Linked DNA regions of Homo sapiens: region 1 is linked to region 2. A link is a contact called in ENCODE Hi-C data. All regions are on one chromosome and are shown on one strand. The core of a region is the stretch at or near the end of the contact, and the rest is flanking DNA. Distances in the headings are between cores, read along the strand shown. Region 1 holds the start of ACOXL-AS1 (ACOXL antisense RNA 1). Region 2 holds the start of NCK2 (NCK adaptor protein 2).

Region 1 (7,322 bases), core at 32-2,531, 5.4 Mb after region 2:
CAGGTATTCTCACGGTTATAGGAGAGTGATAATGGGGGATTCAAAGCTTCTTAAGGCCTAAACTCTGGAAATCACACAGTGACATGTTCCCCATATTCTACTGGCAAAGCAAGTCATAACTCAGCCCAGATTAAAGGGATGGAGAAAAAGACTCTACCAAGGTAGCCAGACGAAAGGGGCTAATGAAGGGACATTTCAAGTTTGGGTAAGGGATTTTTCACAAAAAACAGCATGTGGTCATCTTATGCTGAGAACAGGGGTGAGACATATGGGAAGAGGCAGGAAAACCTTCTGCATGGAGTCCTAGGAATAGCTGGGGTGTCCCTCCAAGTGTACTGGGCACTTCCCACCCTGAACATCTATTATAGGACTAACACCATGCCATGCTGGGAAAATATGGTTTGTTCAGAGGACTGCAAAGCTTAGTCACTGCCCATCCTTGGCCATCCTACTCTCCCAACTGAAATAAGGAAACTGTAGGGAGAGTCAAAAAGAGCAGAAAAATAAATTGAGTACTGCAACTAGATGGAGGTGGGAAGCCAAACTGATGTTACAATTTTTCCCTCACTCCCAAATATACATATTAATATAGTCAAACACAGTGTCATCCCTTGAGGGCTGAGTGCTTCTGCTTTCTTTAAAGCAGATATTCTCAAATTCCACTCACTGGCTATTTCCAGTGGACTGTACATTCTTATTGCTTGTAGAGCAATAGTGCCCATGTTTAGGTTTGACCTTAAAAAATGTTTTTGCAAGAACCTATAACTTGTTCATACTTTTTTATTTTTAAAGTATACCTATTCATTTGTCTTTTTCAAAAGCTGGTGAATTTTCTTTGTAAAGATATGGGTAAGCTTGAAGTACTTTGTCCAGCATAAATGGGTCATAAACTGGCAGGGCAGAGGACCCCTACACTATGTGCAATTTTTATGCTTATAGTATGGAAGCATGTTTGGTAACAAAACTAAACTTTAATAATACACTGCTTAGCCCCATATAAAAATACCCCCTGGTAATAAAAATACTGTAACTGTGTAATAATCAATGCTATATTATCTTCTCAAGTTTATTTTGTATTAAAGAGATCATATATTTTTAAAAATTTTTAAAACGCCTCAACAGCTTCACGATGTGAGACCTGTTCCTGTAGTGTGTACCATTAAACCTCTAAAGTCCAGAATTGTACCTAACACTGGGTAGGAATCCAGCATACCATTTGTGAGTGAAAGGATGGTAATTATTATTATCATCTTGACAGCCAGGAACAGAGGTGGGTGGGTACCTGGAATCAGAGTCAAACAATAACTAAGAGTCAAACAATAACTAACAGGAATGATGCCGGATCCGTCCATTGAGACAATAATCATTCTGAGGTTTCTGTTGCAGTCTAGGAAAAATGGAGAAGGCTAGAAGGAGTATTTTAAACTGCTCCAGAACTTTAGATTTAGAAAGAATCTTGGCAGTCAACTCCTCTTCACAGCCAGTTCATTTTTCTTCTCTAGGGTGCCATTGGAGGGCACACTCCCTGAACACTTATGAGTGAAGAAACCCTCCTTTTCACCAGCCATTGGGTTCCTTTTCAAGTTTATTTTTTTAAAATTTTCTTTATATTGAAATCTGCCTCATTTAATTCCTACCTCTGGCCCTACGTTCTGTTTTTGGCACCAGATAGATAAAACCCATACTCTATTTTACACTCATTCAAATCATTGTATTTCCCCCACCGGTGAATATATTACCAAAGTTGGTTGAGTTTCATAATGCAAACCCAAAGGGAAAATTATCTTGAATAATCATATGACAATATGTGGAAAGTTTAGGGGCTGTGTACGCCACCTCATGGTTTTGAACTGTGTGGTTAAAGACGTTGAGAGTTGACAGATTAGTCAGGGATTTTTCAAGAGTATTAATTACAAACTTTGAAATCTTGGTCAGTGAAAGTTCATTTTAGTGCATCTTGCAAATACGATCAAAGGTCTTTTCAGTACTGATTTGATGATGCTTAACCACAGTGTGTGAAGAATGAAGTTTTTCATTAGAAATTACTGGTGTAATAGAGCACATTTTCAGGGAAGATGTATTGTTGGACTATTACAATTCATGCTCTTCCCCCACCATATCCCTACCCTCTATATTCCCCATCCCCTATTTCCTCCACCTTCCTCCTTGGGACCTCACTGAAAACCTGAAATGCTCTGAAAACCTGAAATGGCGTTTTGGACTGCTGCAAGGGAAACTGTGATCTTAACAACATCAGTGCGGCTCAGACATGACCACCATGTGAGGGCAAAGGTGGGGCTGGTGTAAGTGATGTTGTTAAACCTGTAAAAATAAACCATGAAAACCTGGGGATTTACTGTGATTTGGGGAGTGAAACAAATTTACCACTGGCCGAAAACTTGAAAAATGGAGTACAATGTGTAGATCAGAAGAAAAGAAAGCCGTCCCTCTGCCCTTGTGTAGTTTTAGAAAAACAATCTTATTAGTTTGGTAGCTTTTTTTCCTGAAAATAAAAAAAAAAATACATTGGCACCTAAGCCATGGAAAATGAAATAAAAATACACCAGTGCAGCTTCCAAAACACTGACTTGCATCTCCCTCTCCTATCCGCCGGGAATGTCTTATCCCTGCCTTCCAGTGGCTGCCAGAACCAAGGGCATCCGCGGCGTTCCTTGGCATTGGCGTTAACAGCAGATGGATTTTCCGCAGCGGCCAGGCGGAAGATGCCTAGCATTGGTCCGCCGTCTCACTGTACTGAATTTCAAGAATCATGGCCTACTGCCAGCCAGGTCAGGACCGAAGGCGCTAGTCTGGGGAGACTGGAGCAGGTCTCTAGTGGTTCACCTGTTCGGAGGCTCTTCCTGTTCAGTTCCCTCTGCGCGCCAGAGGGTGGCACCCCAGGCACTCCAGAGGTGGAGAGGAGGGGACGACAGGGGAGGCAAAGAGAGAGGAGCGGAGGGAAGGACCAGGGAGGAAGGACCAAGGAGGGAGCTTTAATAAATTCTCAGACCTTGGTCTCGAGTTCCCGGCTAATTTGGGGGCAAAGCCGACCGACCCCACGTCCACGCCCACCCCCTTACGGGAAAAGCCGGGGTTTCCACTGGGCTAGGTGTCAGAGTTGGGAATGTCTAAAACAAAAAAGGCTTCCGAGGGTTATTCATGGCCAACAGTTTCCACAGGAGAATCCAAAGGGAAACTAGTTTCCGGGGCCGCTGTGTGTGCGGGTGCTTGGTGGGCTGAAAGCTGCTGTCACTAGATGGCTGTAAGTGTGCCAACATCTGACCTGTCCCATTGTGTTGTGTTTTGCAGTTGCTGGATTTGTGCGACTCGGTGAAGGATGATGCCCGGAGGGTGATCTCGACCTTTAACATTCCACACACCTACCTCCACGCACCAATCGCCGGAATCTCCAACCCGCGGGCCGCGTGGGCTTTCTACCCTGCACCGCTGCAGCCGCGGCCACGGGAAGAGGCGCGCTCCCGGCGGCCCAAGCTGGGAGCCAAGCTCTAACGGGTGTGGCGGGAAGTGTGGTGGCCCGCCAGCAGCTGCCACGACGCTCGCTCCACCGACGCCCAGAGCTGTGGCCGAGGCCGGGGGCTGGCACCCGCTGGGCCGCCACTCTCGGGGATTTTGGTGGCAAAGCGGAGGTCCCGCCGAGGCTGGCGAGGTGCGCGGCTGGCTGCTAGGAAAGAGATCCAGACGGTCGCCTGGTGCGCTGGATCCCTGTGCCCTTTCCCTGAAACCCAGCCTGGCCTGACTGCAACCTCTCCCAACTTCAGTGCCGGATCCCCTAGACAATCAGGGTGGGCTCCCCGCTGCGAGCGCGCCCCACAGCCGGGTGCCGCCAAAGGTCTCCTGCTGTTAGCGGTGACTCACATTCCCAGTGATTTAGAAAAACTGTGGTGCCGAGTGAAAGAAAAAAAAAAAAGCAAACACCCTTAGACAAAAGAAAAAAGCTCCACTCTTTCCGCGAGCGGGAAAAAAGGTTTGGTTCAGCAAGTGATGCTATTTCAGTGAATCAGACGCTCTGGGGCTCTGCAAGGAAACGCACGGACTGGGAGAAGGAAGTGGGAGCCTAGAGTTTTGCTCTCGGCAAAACAAGAACTCGGCTTGTCCTCCCAGGCCGGCGGTTTCCGTACGGCAAGACAAGGCGCGGAAAACATTTTTACCATCTGACGCTGTAGTCTGTCCTTTAGAAGAGAATAGGTGAAAAGTTTAATAAAGAAATTAAGCGATGTGGAAGTCGTTCCCGCTGCTTGCAGAGGGTGGGGAGGCGGGCCTGGGCAATTTCGGAACTAGGAGAGACCACGTCGGCAAAGCCTGTGGTCCCGAACAAGGGCCATGGATTTCCCATTTCTCAGATCCCGGCTGCCCGACTTCATTCTTGTTTCTTTCAGCACAAGCCATCCTCCCTTCTCCCTCCCTCCACGTCTCTTGGCAGAGACAGAAAGGGACACCGCTCTGCCCGCGTCCAGCGCGAAGGAGGTGACCTAAAACCCATGGGCCCTTCTCACACTGCGTTCTCTGCGCTCCGGCCCAGTTCCGGGAGGACCTCCCGACGGCGCGGGAGAAGGCTGTAAGGGCTCTTGGCCCCCGACGCGGCCTGGGTCTCGGGGGACGCATGAACCCGCCACCTCTGGCCGGCTTCCTTTTAGTGCCCCAAATAGCAGCGCTTAGCCCGTTGCTTCCCCCGACTCTTGTTTTTCAAAGTGTTCACAGGGTCGCGAGAGCGAGCGACGCGGGGGCGGCGAGGCTGCAAGGCTGCACAGGAACAGACGACAAGAAATAGGGCTTTCTTCTGCGTGGTTCTTTTCCGGTCCCTGTCTGAGTCGCCCGACCCCGCGGGGAGCGCGGAGCATTGCGGCGTGCGGCGGGCTTCGGGCTCTCAGCCCGCGCAGCAAGTTGTGTTGCTTTTCCCCGGGTGCGACGCGGGACGGCCGCGAAGAGCAAAGTTCGTCCGCGGTAGGAACTTCGAGGCCCGGTTAGGACCGATCTCCGGCCTCCGAGTCTACTTAGCCGTGTCCACGCTCGTGCCTTTTCCCTCTTGCAGCGAAATAACTGGGCGGGGCCCGACGCGCGTCCTCCAGCGACTCCGGGAACCCAAGGCCTCCTTCACCTCGCTCAAAATTCACCCGAAAATGCGCTGAGACTTTGGCATGGGGCTGCGCTGTGTCCCACTGACGTTACAGAAGCGCTTATGAATTTAAAAACTGCTCCAGGCGGCCGGACGGCGGGACAACGCCTCCTCACTTGCTCCTCTACGGCAAGGCCCCTTCCTTCTCCCTGCCGGCTGCGGTGGTGTGTAGGGTGGTCCCTTTACAGAGTTTCCTTAATCCATCTAGCCTGACCTCACCTGCGGGATGTTCCATTTCCCGATCCACCTCCCACACCCCCGCTGCAGTTGTCTAGAAGCTGGGGCTGGGGAACTGAGGCGCGGGAGGAGCAGACAGGAGGGCCGGGGTTGGGGCGCCAGCCACGCGTTGGGAGAGCAGACCCGGGTGCAGACTCAGAGGACTGGAGAGGCGGCATGGAGTTTGGTCTCCTGGGAGGTAGAGTGAGGTGCTGCGGACTCCAGGGAGGAAAGGGATGGGTGGGGAGGCGGGAGGGGAGGAGGGACGGGGTATTTTGCGCTCCCGCACCGCGGCCCGAACTCAGCTGTTCTGCCTTCACTGGCCTCAGCCAGTCGAGGGAGCTCCTACGAGGTTATCTGCGAGCCCAGCAAATCTTGGGGGTCCTAGCCAAATGCAGTGCGCAACGTTCTCTCTCACTTGGAGGCCGCCATTCACCTCGTTTTTTTTTTTCCTAAAAGGATTTTTTTTTCTGAGTGCTTTTTTCATTTCCCTATTTTACCTGCTTTGCACATGCCTCCCGCCCTCACCCGGGAGGCGGCGAAGACGCCCACTGGGACCGCGCCTGGCCGTTTTCTGGGCGCGTCCTGCCCCCACGGCCTCTGTCTCTTAGGGCGACTGGGCGCGGAAGAAAAGCTGGAGAGCCCCTGCGGGGTGGCAGGAGGAGGGTGCCTGAGTCCCGCGAGAGGCCCGGGCGAGGAAGATGCGCAGCCTGCTGATCCGCGTCCCGCCCGGCGCCAGGGACCCTCAGAGGGAGGAGAGCTCAAAGACCTCGCCCCGCGCCTTCGCGAGGACCAACCCAGTCCCCGCGCCTGCCCCAGAGCGGCTTAGAAACTCAGGGCACAGTGAGAGCGCAGGGCGCCTCCCGAGGCTTCACACCGCCGGCCGGGCCAGCGGAGGCTGTGACCGGAGCGCCCCCTCTGTGCCGCGCACGCCGCGGCCGCCGCCGGGTTGGGGTAGGTGAGCGGGAGGCTAGGGTACACTTCGGGGTGGGGGATGGGCGCGCACATGGCCGCCAGCAGGCAGAGTTACTCCGGTAAACACGCCAGGGACGGCGGCGCGCGCGGGAGGCAACCCAGCGGGGCAACCCCCGCCTTTACCTGTCCGAGCCTGCACGCGCCGGCGGCCGCGGCGCCGAGGGGGGCGGAGCTTGCCAGCCCGCGCGCCGGGGCGGGACCTAGCGGGGGCGGGGTCCGCAGTGATTGGGCGTAGGAGCGGGGCCGCCAGCCAGAGCTGGGCTGCAGGGCCGCGCAGGTTTCACTTCGCTCCGCGCAGCCGCCTGGTCTGCAGTTTGTTGGAGCTCTGCGTCCAGCGCCGCTGCCGCTGCCGCCGCCGCCGCCGCCGCCGCCGCCGCCGCCGCCGCCGCCACTACCACCACTTGATTCTTGCAGCCACCCTGCGAACCCTGCCACACTGCGATCGCATCATCGCGGTATTCGGTTCGCTGCGTTCCCGCCGCCACCGCCTCGGCGCCCTTTCTTGGCCCTTGTTCCCCCAAATGTCTGACTCTGACTCTCGGACTGAGAAACGCAAGGTAAATACCTCCAAATCCCGGGGCGCGGGCCTGGCACCGAAGGAAGACTAGCGCTGGAGCCCGAACGGCACCACCTACTGCCCGCTTCCCGTGCACGTGCGAGCGGAGACGCTTGCATCGGCGCCGCTTGTCGCCGGCGGGAGGTGGGGATCCGTGTGGATCGGGTTCCCTCTCGGGCAGGTTCTCTTTAAAGAAAAGTCGTTCACGCGGAACCTGCAGGCTCTTGGCCGAAGTGCGGCTTGGGACGGGATGCTGCGCGCGGGCCTGGTGAAGGGTCGTAGGTCCGGGCAGGAGGAGAGGCAGCGCGTGCCTTTCGGCGCCGGCCCGGGAGCTGAGGACCTGCTCGTAGTATCGGGCTGTGCGCCCAGCTGGAAAGTCTCGCCGCCGGCTCCGGCGCCCTCAGAGTAGCGGCCGCGCAGTGTGAGGGTGTTTCGTGTCTT
Region 2 (6,855 bases), core at 2,936-5,435:
CCAATGCCACCACCTTTCATAAAGCCTAAAGCTTCTCCTGATTCTCTAGACATATTTTCTTTGGTACTGTTCATATTTAGTTTTATATTATAGTTATTTGTATGCTGGTTTCATCCTTCCTTTTGGGTCTTTCCTCTCCATTTCTCCTAAACTATTTTCCCATCCTTTCACTCCACTCCAGTTTGCGTTATAACCTCTCTGAATAATGCAATCTTATATCTGCTCTTTGCACATCCAGGTGTTCTTTGGTGTCTGCACCAAATGAATGAATCCTGAAGTGGATCTTATAATGCCTTACAAATAGAACTACACCAGATATGCTTAATTGAATTGAGGGTTACAAGAGAAGGTCATGAGAAAGGAGACATGAGTGTTTACCATGTGCTGAACACACAGTTGAGACATGTTTATATTATCTCCTTTAATTCTCACAACGCTTTGCAAGAGCACTATTAATATCTGAGGCTCAGAGAGGTGAAATGACCCCAAGGCACAGGCTCCAAGGTAGGCTTTGAGCCTCTGACGTATGACTTGGACAACACCCTCAACCTTGCTTTGTGTTTTCCGTGAGTCTAAGGAGGGGTTAGAGAAGGCCTTGAATGGAGCTCTGAAAGAGAAGGACGGGGACAGGGAATTCCTAGCTGCCTTCACACCACAGAAGGCTGAAACTAGTGTGACTCAATGTGGCACTGTGGGCAGAGCTGAGTGACTGAAGCAAACAGCTTATACTGGACAGAGGTAAAAAGGAGATTGTATGGCAGGGCTAAGTTGGAGAGGCCTTTGGAAGAGAGATCATAAGATGTAATGCTGATGTGATTTTAGGCAAAAGTTTACTGCACCTCCTTCCACTCCATGTTTTTTATGCTTTCAATACTTTGTGATTGAAGACAGTAAAACAGATGTGGACACATTAATGGAGTAGAATGCAGAAAAACCTATATATTTTTAGATAAAACATAAGCTTCAAAGAAATGTCTCCCCCATGTTAAGCCTTGCAGTGGGTTGGATGTTGGCCCCAAAAGATATGTTCACCTGGAAGCCGAGAACGCGACCTTATTTGGAAAAAAGGTCTTTGCAGATGTTGTAAGATAAGGATGTCGAGATGACATCATGCTGGATTAGAGTGAGCCCTAAATTCAATGATACTTGTCTTTACAAAAAGAGAGAAGGGAAAGGACACAGGGAACCAGGTTGTGTGAAGACAGAGAGGCAGAGGTGGGAGTGACACTGCCACAAGCCAAGGAATGTCTGCAGCCACCAGAAGCTGGAAGAGGCAGGGAAGGATTGTTCTCTACAGACTTTGGAGAGAGGCTGGTGTCTTGATATCAGACTTCTGAACTCCAGAACTTTGAGAAAATAACCTCTGTTTTGTCACCTAGTTTGGGGTCATTTGTTAAGGCAGCCCCAGGAAACGAACACAGGCCTCTAAGGGCTAAATACCCCAGCCTCTCTGGGGGAAAATGCTCAGTCTTCAGTCATCAGATAACTTTTGAGGAGACTGTGGTGGGCAATGGGGAGCCATGAGAAGTTCTTGAGCACAACCAGGGACAAATGGAAACAATTTACAGGAAGGTTAGGATGACATTGATGTCCAGTGTGAGTCTGAGGGATTTAAGAAGGAAGTAATGGGAGACCAGTTGGAAGGCAGTAGTTGTGGGGAATTGAACAAGAGTTTTGGAGTCAGGTACATGCTCTGACCCCAGTTCTTTGATCCACTGTTCAAGTGATTTCATCTGTAAAATGGGTATAATACTATTGTGTGTGGATTAGAGATGATATATGTCAAGAATTCAATCAAGGTACATTATAACTATTGCTAGAATGATGTATAAGTTAGGATGCCAGTGATGGAAATGGAAAGAAAGGTGCAGTGGAAAAGATGTTTAAGAATCACCAGGACTCAGAACCATGGGGGTAGTCTGCAAGGGGTCTTGGTGTCATTCAGCGCTCTCCCAGCTTTTCTTGGGGAGAACTCGGAGAGAGGGAAGGAAAAGCCAAGATAACAATGAGATTTCTCCCAGGAGCTGAGGTGCCTGGTAGACTCTTGGCCAGGCCTGAAACCATGGGAGGAGGAGCTGGTCTGGGGAGCAGATGAGTTTCATTTTGAACATGGTGACCTAGAAGAGATGCTGCGCCATGTTTAGGGGGTGCAGATTAGCTGGGGAGCTCTGCAGATTAGCAGGGGAGCTCTCTAAGGCTACAGGTCTGGGGGTTAATCAATGAAGGTTTAGACAGGGAGTGTACAAAAAACAATCAACTCTCTCTTTAAAAAAAAAAGGTGCGTATCAGAATAAAAACAAAGGGCCACCATCTGCCTTGGGGATATCACTTTTACAGGGTGGGAAGACAACAACCTCTCTAGAGGAGGCAGATGGGCAGGTCAGAAAGGTAAGAGAATCAGAACTGGCTGTGTTTGATGAATGAAAAGATGATGGTGTTTCAGGAAATAGCAGAAATGCCACATATTTCAGAAAACTCCACAGGATAAAGATTGATAAAGGGCCACTGGATTTAGATAGAGAATGACATCGGTGACTTCTAAAGAATCAGAGAAAGAAGAGGCATGCAAGAACCACGATTCAGTGAAAGTTTACAAAGCAAACAAGCTACAAACTGGGTCAATATTGCTATACTTATTTTGAGTAAATTAATCTAAAATTGGGCAGACTGATGACTAGAATTCTTCTTTTCTTATTGTAAAGCTAGATATTAGTAACACAAAACTTGCACAAAAGGATGAACTGAAGTAGCTTCTTTCACAAGGTCAAAACAAGGAAAAATGAGGCTGTTCTGATTCCCTGAGCTTGTACCTGATTCCTGCTCAGTGTACTGTGCTTCCTTCCACTTACTGAGCTATTGAGGGCTACCTACTGCCAGGGTACTTCACATAGGAGGTAAGTAAATATTATCTCCCCATATGACAGATTTTAGAAAGGCTGAGGACCACCTGTGCAACGTTACACAGTTCAGGAAGTCAACAGTCAAACACTCACCTGTCTGACTTCAAAGCTACGCTGACTCTAGTTACCTATCCTTGGGTACTTCCCTTCTGGAAGGAAGCAGGAGATGAGTGAATCAAATAATACAGCCTTGTAACCTTGGGTAAATTATTATTGCCTTAATAGTAAGCAGAGACCAGGAGCCTAAGAAAGAATCTCATTAACATGGATGCAGGCTATCCTGCCAGGAAATCAGAATCATTTGAATATTAGGATTTCCTTTGGGAAACCATATGGGGAGGAGAAAAGACATCCGGATGCATGTGTCTGTGAAAGGGAAACTTGTGTCTTTCCCCTTGCTCTTGGGTTTTCATCTTCCAAGTTTGTTTATAGGCTAGCCACAACTCGAGGCTGGGTGAGCTGAACGGTCCCATCATTAGCGACACTCCTTCTAGGGGCACATTCGGGCAGCTCCTCTTCGGGTTCTGCCCCCACGGGTGTGCAACCAGGATTCCACAGGCTGGGGCTGGCCTGGATGCCTGGGAGGCAACAGAGGTCGAGTTTCTTCTTCTTTTAGGAAGTGCCTCGGACAGGGATGATGGACTAAAAATGTGTCTGGTTGGGAAAGTAAATAGATGCAAAGCAAATAAATAAAAATGCCCACAAGCAATTACAGGGAGGAAGTGACATTTTTATTTAAGTCACTTTTCTGATGGACAACAGGCCTGCTTAGCTGAGTGCCGTGGGAATGCTTCCGGGAGGGGGGCGGCTGCCCAGCAACTAGAGCTTCGTGATAAGAACAACGAACAAACAAAAAAGAGGACGCAAAGCCCACCCGGCAGTCATCCCAGGCTGGAAGTTGCCGTCTGTGTTTTCACTCTCCTCCCCACCCACCTACCCTGCCCCCCACCGCCCGCACGCAATTTCGGGCGTGGGGACCCTTTCCTGCCCCCGGCGCCCGGCCCGTGCTGCGCCTCCAGAGCGGAGCGTCCCGCAGCCCCGCGCTATCCCGGCGCCCGTACCGGGACCCGGGCGCGGAGCCTGGCGACGACGGGGGGCGCCCCAGGTGGGTCTCGGGTCCCCGCCCCGCGCGCCCGGGCCTGGGCCGGCCCCTGGGCGGCGTCACGGCGCGGCCGGGGAGGAGCGCGGGAGGAGGAGGAAGAGCGCGGAGGAGGCGGGCGCTGCGCGCCGGGGGAGGGTCGCCGCCGCCGCCGCCGCCGCCGCCGCCGCTGCCGCGGGGATCGTCAGGCCGGAGCCGCGCGGCCGAGCGGGCGGCGGGCGGAGGGGAGGGCTTGGCGGCCGGGAGGCTCGCGGCGCCCGGGCCGGCAGGGTCCGCCCGGGCCGGCAGCGTCCGCCCGGCGGCGGGAGGAGGGAGCGGCGCAGACAAAGAGCGGCGCCTGGGCGGGCGCAGCGCGGCCACCGCCCCGGGACCCGCGCCGCTGCCCTCCGGCTCCGCGGGCGGCCCACGGCGAGGTAAGCGCGGCTAGGCGGGCGTGGGGCGGGGGCCACAAACTTGGGGCCGTTGGGCGGAGTTGGGAGCGCGGCGGGGCTCGCGGGCCGGGGTGCGCCCGGGAAGGGGCCAGGAGAGCGGGTCCCCTCCGCGCCCCTCCGGTGCTCTCGGCCCTGCCGCGGCCTGGGCGCCCCCGACCGCGGACTGCCGGGCACCTCCCGGCTCTGCACCTTCCTGCCCGCCTTCCCATCCCTAACCCCCACCATCGGGGGCCGGCCCAGGGGCGGGGACGCCAGCCAAGGGCGCGGGCGAGGATCAGGGCAGGGGGCCCGGCTGCGGGGCCCGGGGACTGGAGACCCCCGGGTGCGCAGGCTGCGCCTGGCCTGCAGGCGGGCGGCCGGCACGGAGCTCGGGGCTAGCGTGGGACCGTGCGGTGGCCAGGGTCGCCAGGGCGCGTGTGCCGGGGAAGAATAGCCGCGGATCGCAGGGCCCCGGCGCAGGGACGGGGGAGGCCGCGATCGGCCGGGAGAACTTAACCGTGTTTATTACAACTATTTATGTTCGCGCACAAAGCTGCTGTCACATTGCATAAAGGAGGTCCTCGCTTCGGCGAAGGGAGCTTTTGTGCCCGGCTTCAGGCTCTGCGCCCTGCCCCAGATTTACAGGACTCTAACAGCCACCTGAATGAACCAAAGTTTCTCACAATCGCTCGGCTCTCTCGGTTTTTTTCAGGGCGATTTAATCACCGAGTGCTTTTGGAAAAATTTGATATGTGAGTTTTAAGGCATGGAGGGTAACTGCCTTATGAGCACAGTTAGCTTGGCATTGTGTGGAGGGGTTTAATTTGCAAAACGCTTTAATTTGTAGACAATGGGGATCTCTGTGAAGGTCTGCGGTGGATGCTAGGGGTCATTGGCTGGTGGACCCCAGGCACCTGACTTAAACTAGTATTGTAACAGCTTCAGGGACAAAGCCGAGCGTGCGTGGAGTCGGCCTTGGCCACTTCACACAATTCAGGTTGGCAGATTCCTCTTTATTTGGCTTTGTTTATTTTGCCAACAGGTTTAAGGCTGCTTCTGCCAAGTTTGCATCTGCATAATGGGATGAGCAGGCCCCAGTGTGGGCAGGAGGGGGCCTAAAATATCGCAAGGGCCAGCTCCGTCCCTCGACCCAGAAAGAAACAACCCTGAGAGGCCGGTGGGCGTGGCTTGCTGGGACCTACAGGTAGGGGAGTCCCTTCCTGGCCCAGGCGCAGTCCCCGCTTCTCGGAAGGGATTTTGTGTAGGAATGAAAGTGATTCAGGGTGTTTTTCATGCCTCTGTTTTAGATGTAGTTATCAAGTCTCAAAAGTGACTGAAAATGAAATTAACCTGGGCCGCTTTAACTTACCAAAACGGAACTGTGCGTGTGAACACTCCCTCAATTCACTTTGCAAGCTTCATAGATAAGCAGGTGAATTAGTAACAGGATTCAAGCCTTGCGAGTTTTACGTAAAGAGAATGGCAGTCATCGGACACGTGGAGAAGAAATTGACTTCACCTGGAGATTGGGCTAGACATGGAGGTTTTTTGACGTTTGGAACAGGGGTTTCCTGAGAAGCAAGTGTTAACCTGCTTGTGAAGAAGTGAACACGAGGGAAAATCCTACCTCAGTATATTCTGCCCTGGAGGTTGGTTAGATGTAGTTTTGATTGGAGAAGGTGGCGGAATCTTAGTGGTCTTCTGGCGGCTACTTGAGGCTGAAATGGAGAACTTTAGGCATAGGAAGCTGTGGAGGTGCCTGGCCCACTTCCTGTCCCGGAGGCCTCGCCTGGATTCTGAGCTTCTTTCCTGCTTCATAAACATTCAGGGGGGTTGGTCATGAAACACTGGATGAAATTGGGTCACAAATTGCCATCAGGAAGAGTTGGCTGCTGCATAACCCCCTCTGTCCACTTGTGGAGAAACTGACCCTGTTAACCGTCGGGCTTGCTGAAGGTGCCTTGCAGGTGGCTGTGCTCAGTTTTCATGCTTTGTGTTTTGCTTAGGACACGCTGCATACTTAAATCTTCTTCATCCTTGCTCTGTTTGACCCTGCCATATTCCCAGGCTTTGTCATTTACATTTTCGGTTATTTAGCTTTTCCAACAAACAGCAGATCTTATGTACACAGTACTATATTTGAGAAATGCACTACCATCCATATTAAATACACCGGAAATCTTCCTTGCATGTGCACAGACTGGATAACCTTTTAAAATACCCTAAGACTCCCGGAATGGCGCAGAATGCACTGGAGTCCTTTACTTGATCAGTTGCACTAGCTTAGTTTGCCCTGGATAGACCAGGCTGCGAGGCTCTATGGGACACCCATTTTTCTAACTGCTCAAACTGGCTTGCCGTGTGCACTGGGGGAGACAGGGCTTGCGGAAATCATTCTCTGACATTAAAAATGAGGCTTAAAGACTGAAGAGCTCAGAATTGCTTG

What was found. Hi-C counts contacts between places; a loop is a spot of excess contacts on that map. Pooled maps may share reads with other maps.
Region 1: a pooled map shows a loop between it and region 2 (12-fold over the local background). The contact joins the promoter of ACOXL-AS1 here to the promoter of NCK2 in region 2. A Hi-C loop is called at or near these places in 5 of 50 pooled maps.

What each region holds. Positions count from the first base shown.
Region 1 is chr2:111,114,307-111,121,628 of GRCh38, forward strand. ACOXL-AS1 (ACOXL antisense RNA 1) reads right to left here and starts at 1,282. Exons shown (of 4, transcript NR_122074.1): 1 at 1,214-1,282. It overlaps ACOXL (acyl-CoA oxidase like), which reads left to right. Exons shown (of 18, transcript NM_001142807.4): 18 at 3,310-4,242. The coding sequence ends at 3,510. BCL2L11 (BCL2 like 11) reads left to right here and starts at 6,608. Exons shown (of 4, transcript NM_138621.5): 1 at 6,608-6,882. RefSeq lists enhancers at 5,813-5,892, 7,043-7,162 and silencers at 6,173-6,712, 7,046-7,322.
Region 2 is chr2:105,740,727-105,747,581 of GRCh38, forward strand. It overlaps NCK2 (NCK adaptor protein 2), which reads left to right and starts at 4,186. Exons shown (of 5, transcript NM_003581.5): 1 at 4,186-4,412. RefSeq lists silencers at 3,837-4,156, 4,347-4,406, 4,517-4,906 and enhancers at 5,277-5,346, 5,447-5,496.